Linked DNA regions of Homo sapiens: region 2 is linked to region 1. The links are chromatin contacts, found by Hi-C or POLR2A ChIA-PET in ENCODE. All regions are on one chromosome and are shown on one strand. The core of a region is the stretch at or near the end of the contact, and the rest is flanking DNA. Distances in the headings are between cores, read along the strand shown. Region 1 holds the start of DPY19L2 (dpy-19 like 2). Region 2 holds the start of SRGAP1 (SLIT-ROBO Rho GTPase activating protein 1).

What was found. Hi-C counts contacts between places; a loop is a spot of excess contacts on that map. ChIA-PET counts read pairs that join two places held with the same protein, here RNA polymerase II (POLR2A). Pooled maps may share reads with other maps.
Region 2: a loop to region 1 is called in a pooled map, with 5 times the contacts of the local background. The contact joins the promoter of SRGAP1 here to the promoter of DPY19L2 in region 1. A Hi-C loop is called at or near these places in 1 of 37 single-sample maps with no recorded cell type and 8 of 50 pooled maps. POLR2A ChIA-PET finds 5 or more read pairs at or near these places in 1 of 52 experiments (Panc1).

Annotation. Positions count from the first base shown.
Region 1 is chr12:63,666,337-63,671,995 of GRCh38, reverse strand. DPY19L2 (dpy-19 like 2) reads left to right here and starts at 3,503. Exons shown (of 22, transcript NM_173812.5): 1 at 3,503-3,939. The coding sequence starts at 3,603. RefSeq lists enhancers at 2,096-2,595, 2,596-3,097, 3,547-3,606.
Region 2 is chr12:63,842,002-63,847,660 of GRCh38, reverse strand. It overlaps SRGAP1 (SLIT-ROBO Rho GTPase activating protein 1), which reads right to left and starts at 2,961. Exons shown (of 22, transcript NM_020762.4): 1 at 2,778-2,961. The coding sequence starts at 2,844. RefSeq lists silencers at 3,119-3,378, 3,489-3,548, 3,609-4,028 and enhancers at 2,955-3,454, 3,455-3,956.

The sequences.
Region 1 (5,659 bases), core at 2,254-4,753:
TTATTGCGGCACTATTCACGATAGCAAAGACTTGGAACCAACCCAATGTCCAACAATGATAGACTGGATTAAGAAAATGTGGCACATATCCACCATGGAATACTCTGCAGCCATAAAAAATGATGAGTTCATGTCCTTTGTAGGGACATGGATGAAGCTGGAAACCAGCATTCTCAGCAAACTATCGCAAGGACAAAAAATCAAACACCGCATGTTCTCACTCACAGGTGGGAATTGAACAATGAGAACACTTGGACACAGGAAGGGGAACATTACACACTGGGGCCTGTCGTGGGGTGGAGGGAGTGGGGAGGGATAGCATTGGGAGATATACCTAATGTAAATGATGAGTTAATGGGTGCAGCACACCAACATGGCACATGTATACATATGTAACAAACCTGCACGTTGTGCACGTGTACCCTAGAACTTAAAGTATAATAAAAACATATATATAAAAAAGCTAAATCATGAGACATCTCTGTTTCAAAGATGATAAGATAATGCAAGAATATATTGCATCTTATCTAATTATAATGTGCTATTTTAATTGTCAATTAATCATAGATTAAATTATCAACGTAACTGCTTTAAGTTATTAGTCATTATAGTGATTAGTTAGTATACAGCTAAAATGTGACTCAAATAACCATTCAAAATAATGAGGTCAAAATAAGTGACCACTGTTACAGAAGCTGTAAAAACATGAAAACATCCATGATTCTATTCAACTGCACATAAAACTAAGTGTCATGATTTCCCTCTTATACACAAATCTACTCCTCTCCTTAGTAGGAGTAGATACATAATGATTTAGGCAACTATCTCTCAGTTAACTAATGAACCTAAAACATGTATTACTGTTTAATAATTACTAACATATCACTTGATGACAAAGAAACCAAGTGAGCAAAATATTAATTGGAAGTGTTGGCAAAAATAGCAACAACTTTTGCACCAACCTAAAAATCCTCACTACTGCACTATAGGATGGCCGGTCTAGAACATAATAAAGGAACATTTGTTTAAGCATGTGCTGTGTTTTTGATGCTTTACAAGCATTAATTCATTCAATCATACCATCAGTAAGACAAATATAACTGTCTTCATTTTTCAGATGAGGAAATTAATCCTAGAGTGGCTAAATTACTAGCTCAAGGTCATACATTGGTAATCTTCCTATATGAGTCCCCTGTGTAAAAGATTTAGAGCAGCACATGGCACACAGTTAATTTTATGTGTTTACTAAACATATGAATCATAAAATATATCCTGCTTCTTTTTTCCTTTAACATTATATCATGACTATTTTCCTATATCATTAAATATCCATGCAAAATGACTTTAGTGGCTGTAATGCTTCACTATATGAATGTTTCATAACTTAGTGTTTGATACTGAGGCCACTTCTATTTTTTAACGATATAAATAATAGCACAATGAACATTCTTATAAAAAGATTAATTTTTTAAATGATAAAAATGACCAGATTTGTACTTTCAAGGGCTAGACCATGGGTAAGAGCATTTTGTATCCCATCAGGACACCAAGTGATGCAAAAGGCAATTGGAAACTCCAGAAAAACCAAACTGACCAAAAAGAAAAACAATCACTCCACTTCACTTATTGTTCCAAAACACATTAAAACAGTCATATTTTAAAATAAGGTGCTTTGAGTTTGCCTAGCCATTCAAGAATATATTCTTCTTAACCACCGTAAATACTTTGTATTTTAAATGCAGTATTGGATAGATAGAATTTATTAGCTGTTAAAACTTGGGCAAATAACTACATCCTGATGCTTGATTTTAAAATTTGCATACAGTCATTGCATGATTAAGTGAGAAAACATTTTGAGCACCAAACACAATGCCAGGAATGCAGAAATGCTGCTTGAAAAAAATCTCCCAAAACAAAAAATGAGCAGTAGTAGCACTTACTGAATTTAACTGAGTGAGAAGATAAATAGTACTGTCAGTTAAGTGCTCTAGACCTTCAGAAAAAGCATAATTAATATGGGCTGGAGAAATGGGCTGGGGCTTGGAAGGTGACAGCATTCAGATGGGCAGGGAGAAAAGGATGCAAAAGCCAAGGGATGGCTTTTCCACATGAATAAAGGAATTCAGCAGTTATGATGTCTCAGGTTGTGGACTTTACCTGAAATGACTGAGATGGAAGATTTTGTGCCCGAGGAAGTGGGAAATTAAAGTTGAAAAGGTATATTGGGCAAATATTGAAGGCATTGGTGAGCAAGCCTAGGACTTGATTTGTGGGCCACGAACATTTTTGTGCTGTGTTGCATCAGGAAAAATTAACCTGGCCACAATGAGCCAGGCTTTAGATTGGTCAGTTAGGGTATGGGAGTTCAATGTGATCCATCATCAAACAGATGGGAAGTGAAGCGGTGTGGGCTCCAGCATGTGGCCCGTGACAGAGGACATGGAAAATGTCAGTGGCCCCAGTGCATCTGTGCCAGCCGCTTTGGCCTCTTGTAGGGCTGTGCGGTGACTGGGAGCTAAGCGCTCCCCTCTTAGTTGGTCCTGGCTGGTGCTGAAAGCGCTTGAGCACACCGCTCCTAGGGCTGATGACTTCTGAGGAACCTTATTGGAAAAGCATTTTGCTCTAAGATTCAGTAAACGCTGTCCCGTGCCAAGGAAGTGGCGTCAACCTGAGGCTCTGGGATCAGACCCACCGGACTCACGCCGGCTCTGCCACTTGTTGCCCGCAGTCTCGGCCCGTTCCCTCTGCGTTGGCAACGGGCACTGACTGTCCGATACCTCAGCGATCGTAGGGGAGTAGAGACGTTCCTAATGCCGGGCGCACCGCCGGCGGGCCGGCGGTTCCGTTGGCTTCCCTGACACACTTCCTACAGTCATTTCTTTCAGCTGAGATCTTTCCCTTTAATACCTCGTTAATTAACGTGTAATCTTTTGGTTAAAATGTCACAGCTAAGACTAAACCCGAAGAAAAGAATGAAACCACGGGAAGTTCTTCAGACAGTCGCCGCAAGGTTATGGGCCGAAGTGGTGCAGGGGCGGCGCCCGGGGAAGCGACTGGCAGAGCTGTGCGCACTGGGGGTGCTGCAGGCGCTGGGGAGAGTGTGGAGAGGCTGCGTGGAGCTGCGCGCTCGGGGTGGGGGCTGCACTCCCAATGAAGCGCGTGAAGGGCAAGCGGTGATGGGTTCTGCGCCAGTGGGGCTGGGAGCCCGTCCGGGGCTGTACATGGGGCTGCGCGCAAGGTGAGGACTGCGCATGTGGGCTTGGGGCCTGCGCGCACCGGAGGCTGCAGGCGCTGGGGAGGGTGTGGGGGGCTGTGCGTGGGGCTGCCCTCACCGGAAGCTGCACGCTCTGGGAAGCGCAGAGGCGGGGGTGCTGCTCGCGCTGGGGAGCACGTGAGGGGACACTCAGGGACTGCCCGCGCGAATGGCTTCCAACGCATGCGCCCCACCCCACATTTCACAGTCGCCATGACGACCGGGAGGTCCGCAACGGCTGCGGGGACAAGTCCGTTGAGGCTGCCAGGCGAGTCAGGTCTCTCTGGACCTCGCCTGACTCGGCTGGGCTGTGCCTGAAATTGACCCAGCTCCACCATACTCCTTGATTATGAGAAAACAAGGAGTAAGCTCAAAGCGGCTGCAATCTTCCGGCCGCAGCCAGTCTAAGGGGCGGCGCGGGGCCTCCCTCGCCCGGGAGCCGGAGGTAGAGGAGGAGATGGAAAAGTCGGCCCTAGGCGGCGGGAAACTGCCAAGGGGCTCCTGGAGGTCCTCCCCGGGGAGGATCCAAAGTCTGAAAGAGCGAAAAGGCTTGGAGCTAGAGGTGGTGGCCAAGACCTTTCTTCTCGGCCCCTTCCAGTTCGTCCGTAATTCCCTGGCGCAGCTCCGGGAAAAGGTGCAGGAACTGCAGGCGCGGCGGTTCTCCAGCAGAACCACTCTCGGCATCGGTGAGGAGAGGGCAGGAGAGCCCTAGGAGGGAGCCGCATGGCGCTTTTCTTGAGTCTTGAAGGAGATCAGTTTAACAAGCAAGGGTTTGTGGGTGCCTAGTAGGAAATAATAGCAAGGTCCGAGTAGAAAGAAGTTGGCCAAAGATCTTGTCATTGAACCAGGGGAGAGAGAGAGATAGGGAGTATATTGGTTTGAAGGGCTGTCAGATCGCAGAGAGTGTTTTAAGGTCTAGGAGTTTTAAAGGCTGAGGGGAAGGATCAAGAGAAGATGATGAGATTAAGATTCCAAGAGAGGAAATAATTAGTGGAGCAAGTCTTGCAATATTTGGGAGGGGTAGAATTAAAGGTACAAATTTGAGAAGCTAACTGTGGAAAAGAGGAGAGAGAATTCCTTTTCTGAGATGGCAGGGAGTAGAAAAGTGAGGATTACTATATGGAGAAATGTTAAAGTGGAAATAAAAGAAGTTGGGAGTGTTGGTGTCTAATGGTCTTTGTTTCAGTGAAGTATGAGGCTGGGTCACCTTCAGAGGTGAGATTGATAGGATGCCGTGGTCCAGGGGACATTCTTCTGTCACAGCTTGGAAAGGGCATGTGATAAGCCCTTCAAGCATTTAGAATACTGGCATCGTTACACCATATCATTTTTTTTCAGATGTGGTATGTGGGTTAAGGGAGGGAGTGAGAGACACAGAAAGATTTTGAGCATCTTTGGAAAGCTGGATGAATTTGGTAGTATATTTGACCTTTTCCTTATATATCATCTGAAGAGTTTTTGCCAGTGTATATAATTGTTGGGAGAATTAGAAATAGGATACAAATATAGTTGAACAGGATAGTCTCTGTATATTTTAAAATTAATGAAGCCTAATAAACAGTTAATGAGCATCTTTACAACCATTTAAAGTTTTCAACCTTTTAAAAATTATAGCAACCGTGCTTGCATACAGTCCAAAAATGCACCATGGGCCATACTTTGCCTATCCTGGTATAAAACAAGTAAATCTTCCGAGAAGTATTTAAGATAAGCCCAGGACAGTTAGTAATATAGGAAAAGATCTGGATAAGCATGGTTGAGAATTTCAACACTGCAATTTTTTAATTTTTAAAAATTTAATTTCTTCAATAATTATTGAATTAATTTGCATTTATGTTGTTAGCCAAGTGAAGTAATTTTTGAGTTTTTAAGAGGCTATTATTGGTGGTTTATAAGATGACTTGCCAAGTATATTTAGGATAACCATAAGAAATACCATTATAAAATCTCAGAAGGGAGGTGGGACTTCTGGAATAGCCAAGGAAATGCACTCCTCCATGACGACAATGAAAATACTTGGAAAATTATCAAAATCATTTTCTTCAAAACTTTGGAAATTAACCAAAGGTTTACAACAATCTAAAGGACATTAATTCAAGAAAAGATGCTGAACCTCTATAAGAAAAGCAAAGTTTGTGGTGTTTTAACTTGTTCTATTACCCACTCTTCTCTCTCCAGAGGAATTGAAAACAAGCAGTTCCCCAACCAAACGGGCACAGGCTGCGTTTGCAGCTCCTGTAAAAGCTCCATACCCAGAGCAGTGTCTCCTAGCTCCCAGGTGAAGTCTTATGTATACATGGGGCGTTGGCACAGGTGACTCCAGACTAGTCTCCTAGGCCATCTAGTAGCTCCTAGGTCTGGGCTCTTGGAAAGAGCTTGCAATTCATCAAGGGTTGAGCTGCACAT
Region 2 (5,659 bases), core at 1,712-4,211, 180 kb before region 1:
AATTCTCCTGACTCAGCCTCCAGGGTAGCTGGGACTACAGGCATGCACCACCATGTCCGGCTAATTTTTGTATTTTTAGTAGGGACAGGGTTTCACCATGTTGGCCAGGCTGGTCTCGGCCTCAAGTGATCCGCCCACCTCGGTCTCCCAAAGTGCTGGGATTACAGGCGTGAGCCACCGTGCCTGGCCTAGACTTATGTCTTAATGAGTCCCACACAGTCAGGTTTTCCTTTAGCAATAGAACAGAATTTTTTTTTATCATCAGATAAAGTTGCTGACTGTAATTTAAAAAGTAGTTTGTTCCAAATACATATACCTTTATTTATTTATTTATTTATTAGACAGAGTCTCACTCTGTCACCCAGACTGGAGTGCAGTGATGTGATTTCGGCTCACTGTAACCTCTGCCTCCTGGGTTCAAGTGGAACCACAGGCACACTGGGACCACAGGTGTGTGCCACCACACCTAGCTAATTTTTGTATTTTTTGGTAAAGATGTGGTTTCTCTACCAAAATGTTGGCCAGGCTGGTCTTGAACCCCTAACCCCAAGTGATCCGCCTGCCTCAGCCTCCTGAAATGCGGAGATTACAGGCATGCACCACTGCACCTGATCCCAAAACACATACCTGTAAATAACAGACTAGCACTCTGCGAGGGTACAGAAAAACCAGTCTTGTCTCCCATGCTGTCCTTACTAAGGGGCCTACTCTCCCTGCATTGGACAGCTGGCCTCATGTACTATTTATCTGTTATTTGTCTCCCACTCTCTTCTTGATTTGCCTAGAAGTACCAGGTGAATTTGTGCCATTTAATGCGTATATGATCTGACTCCATGATATTCCCTTATTCCCATGTTTGTGTATGGATGTAGTGATCTAGGTTAGATACTGGATGTGTAGGTACTGCAGGAGGAGGTAAAGCCTGGACTCAGGGCAGGGCAGGTGCAGTGAAGACTCCTAAAGCAGCCTAGGGACTCGTGGGTGTGTGGAAGGAAGAAGTGTTGAAGGAAATAGGGAGAAGGTCATTCTCTGTGGGACAGACTTAGCTCCAAATGTGATTTTCACCATGTTCATGATTTTTCTTCCGTTTGAATTTGATAGACACATTGCAACACATCCCATTTCGCTGATTTTCAAATAAGGACTTGATCACTGGCAAGTGACCTTACAGCAAACATAAAGAAATCAACATTTGGAAGTGCATTTGCCAATTAGTGCTCTAGGCGGCAGAAAAACCAGACCGCCACCCCTTGAAGACCTGCCACAAAGAGCCATGTGGAAAAACTGCACAGAGAAATGGTGGTTGTGAACAAGAGTACTGCCCTGGAATGAAAGGTTTTAGGCTATGTTGGACTCACTGAAAAAAGAAAGGTTAGTCTCATTAGAAAGTTTACCTGGCTCTAAGAAAATAATTACTTATCTGCTAACACAACTTCCATAGCAATGAAACAAGTTCCTGTAAGTATAAATTATCACAATTCCAAGCAGACAAAAATCTGTGTCTCCTGAACACATTATAGGGGTCAGCCTATAGATAACTCCATTATAGGGGTCCTCCTAAAGATAACCTAAGTTATCTTGCATATTGTGTCTGCAGTGTCCACAATGAGTTGGTCTGTATTCACACTGGATGATACAGGATTTCTCCACCAGGTCCTCTCACAGGACTCCAGGCATTTTTACAACTTGACCACACAAAAGAACACTCAGGCTGCTCCTCCCTTGCTCAAGGGAAGTACAGTAATGCCTCTCTCCGTAGCCCTTTCATAAGACTGTGCATAGATAAACACAGGTGTATACATAGCAATCTTTATGAACTTTGCATTGAATGTGTCAAAGAACAGTGGCGGTCCCAACATTCCATCCATTGTCTCAATCAGGAAAGCTACTCCTGAGACCTCAGGAAAGAGGAGGAAAAAATTCAAGTAACACATATGTTTACGAAACACTTCAGTAACAAAACAAAATACTTGTATTGGAGAGAAAATATATATATTTTTAATCACAAGGCATAGAAAGTAAAAATAATCAGCCTTAATTAGGTTTCCTTCATTAGTTGACAATGTAAATGGACTGAAACTACTACTCAAATATTCAAACCTTCATTTTACATGCAAGTGGCTTCCAGAAAATGATAAAGCAATATTCCCATGTGAGTGTGAAAGATGGCAATGAATTCTGGCCCATTATAAAGGAAGAGTCAGATTCCACTAGTCACTGCTTCGTTTAACTGCCAGGCTTTTAGGGAGCTATTTAATAAAAGGGGTCTCGCCCTAATAAATTGTGAGCGGTGTAAATAGGTGAGTGGTGTAAATATCTGAAATAGCCTGCACTCAATGAGGCTGTAGACCGCTTGGGGTTCACAGACTTTACAAAAATCATTCCGTAAAAAAATTACGTAGTGACAATCCTACCATTTAAAAAGAATAATGATGGTGATAATAATAGCTGGACAGGATCCTCCACTGCTGCCTGCTTCCCACATAAGTTGCCCAGCTGAAGGTGGTTAAGTTAAAGCCAGTTCTCTCCCCATTAGAGATGCGGGCTGGCAGCTGGCGGGGGAAGTCACCCAGTTTCCAGCTCCCCGTGGGTTTGACGGGACTGGGATTGCAACTGGGAACTAACTGGCTTGTAGGAAGCCCAGGTGGCTCAGACAGGGCTCGAGCTGTCCCCTCACCACCTTCCTCCCACGCAGACACCAAGTTAGATACGCAACTCCACGAGCACAATGACAAGAAGGCACACAAAAGGAGCAAGGCAGCCGCTCCCATCCTTACCTTTGACTTGACTTTCATACTCGGCTATGATCTCTTTGTCCTTCTTGAATCGGCTCGGGGTGGACATTATCCAGCTGTTCCGGGTTTGCTTTCAATGGGCAAGTTTTGTTCAGTGGTCACAACCCGTTCTCCTTGGAGAGGCAGAGTTGTACTCCCACACGCAGGCAATCCAGAGGCAGCGCCGACCCGAGGGAAGGGAGGAGGGAGAGGAGAAGTAGGAGGAGGAGGGGAAAAAGAGCGAGTAGAGAGGACTAGATTAGCCCGGGCGCTGGCACCATACTCTCGAAATTGAGCTCCGTCGGTAATCCCAGGGGATCCCCGGGGGAGAGGCCGGACGCGCAGGCAAACTCCAGCCAGCGAGTGGCGGGGGACGTCTCCCTGCCCACCTCGCCGGGAGCCCGGCCACTTCCTCTACGGCCGCTGGGCGGGCGCGGGGCTCGCGCCGGCGCTCCGCACCATTGTTCGAGACCCGCACCGGGCGCCCGGGACAGGGCCAGCGGCGGAGGGCAGGCGCTGGGAACGCGCCCAGCTCGGGCGCCACAACCCTCCCTTCCTGCCTCCAGCTGTCGGCTCCGGCGCTCAAGGGTCCCGCCCGGGCTGGGGATGCTGCTGCCACGGCCGCCGCTCCTCTGCCCGCAGACACTGCCGCTACAGCTCGGCAGGCGAAAGGAATCGCAGTCCTGACGCGAGTCCCCGCTGCTGCTGAGAGGGTGAAGGCGGCGACGCTCAGACGCGCCCTGGGCACAGCCCCGGCGGAGTTTAGGTCTCCAGAGCCGGCGCCGCGAGGGGCCTCTGCCTCCCTGGCCGCGGTGCGCCGAGGCTGCCTTTCTCTGCGTCCCCCTTTCCGCTGCTGCCCCCAGGAGGCCGCTAGTGACAGGCACACTCGCACACGCACGCGGGAGCCGCGCCCCCGGCGGCAGCAAAGTTGAGGGTGCGCACACGGCTCGCGCCTCGCGGGCGCCCGGCTAGCGATCTGCGGGCGGTGGCTCCTCGGGGCTCCGCCAGGCGGGGCCAGGCTCGCGGGAGCGGACCGCGCTCCGGCCTGTGCCCTTCTCCGTCCAAGCTCCCGCCCCTGCTCCGCTAGGAAACGCCTGGCTGGTCCGGGAAGATGGATGCCTCTTGTGGCCAACCGCAGCCCGGCCCCGCGCGCCGAGCCCAGGAGGCCGTGGGCGGCGCCCCCGGCACCTCCCTCCGCCGAGGCCCCGCACCTCCCTCCGCCGAAGCCCCGCTCCACCGCTAGCCGAGGTCGCGGCTCCGGCGGCAGGAAAACCCCTTCCTGACCTGAGGGACCGCCTTCTGGCTCTGGCGGGGGCTCTGGTGGGGCTTTTGCCAGAATCTAATGGGGAAGTCCAGAGTTGGATGTATCCATGACACAAAGGGATGTTACTCCGAGACGCTGGACCCCAATAGAAAAACTGAACACTGAATTGTGAATGACCTGGCTGTTAATCCAAAGAGCGCGAAGCTCTTCAATCGAGGCGGAGAAAAACACCCACCTTGAACACCATATCCTCTATTCCTACAGTAGATAGGGAAGCTAGGATGGTAGGAAAGCGATGGTATGGAAACACGTCACACTTAACGGCGTTGTTAGCTTATTTATTTACTAAACTCCAGATTTTATTCCAATTTTACCAATTTTTTCGACTAGTGTCATTTTTTCTGTTCCAAGATCCAACACAGGACACTACATTGCACTTAGTACTTTTACGGTTGTTTTTGTTTTTGTTTTTTGATTTTGTTTTTTGGGGGTTTTTTTTGAGACGGGGTCTCACTCTCGCCCAGGCTGGAGTGCAGGGGCACGAGCTCCGCTCACTGCAACCTCCGCCTCCCGGGTTCAAGTGATTCTCCTGGCTCAGCCTCCAGAGTAGGTGTGACTACAGGCGCCCGCCACCGTGCCTGGGTAATTTTTGTATCTTTAGTAGAAACAGGGTTTTGCCATGTTGGTCAGGCTGGTCTTGAACTCCTGACCTCAAGTGATCCGCTCACCTCGGCCTCCCAAAGTGGTAGGATTACAGGTGTGAGCCACGGCGCCCGGCCACGTTTTTAATAGATACCTTTTACAAGATCTATCGTGTCTAGTCTCTTTTTATTTTATTTGTTTGTTTGTTTTCATTTTAGTACAGACGGGGGTCTCCCTATGTTGTCCAGGCTGGTCTCAAACTCTAGTCTCTTTTTGAACAATATAACGAAGAATTTACCTTGCCATCTTTGCATGGTTCAGGTGTTGTGTTAAGTACTTTAAATCCATCCTTGCCAGCCTTTTAAATTTTTTTTTATTATTTTTACTTTTTTGTAGAGATGAAGCCTTGCTCTATGGCCCAGGCTGGTCTCAAACTCCTGGCCTCAAAAGATTCTGGCTGGGCACGGTGGTTTACACCAGTAATCCCAGCACTTTGGGAGGCCGAGGTGGGCAGATCACAAGGTCAAGAGTCCGAGACCAGCCTGGCCAACATGGTGAAACCCCATCTCTACTAAAAATATAAAACTTAGCCGGGCATGGTGGCATGTGCCTATAATCCCAGCTACTCAGGAGGCGGAGGCAGGAGAATCGCTTGAACCCAGGAGGTGGAGGTTGCAGTGAGCCAAGATTGCACCACTGCACTCCAGCCTGGGCGACAGAGGGAGACTCCTTCTCAAAAAAAAAAAAAAAAAAAAAAAAGAAAATCCTCCGACCTCAGCCTCCCAAAGCACTGGGATTACAAGCATCAGCCACCACACCTGGTTCTGTTAGCCTTTTTGACTCACACCACTTGAGATATTTACTGACTCCTTTCAAATCAATTCTCAAATATTATGGGCCTGATTTATCAAAATGATGTGTCCAAAGGTGTATCCCCTCAAGTGTTTTCCCCACAAGATCTAAAGAAAGTAGGGACTTT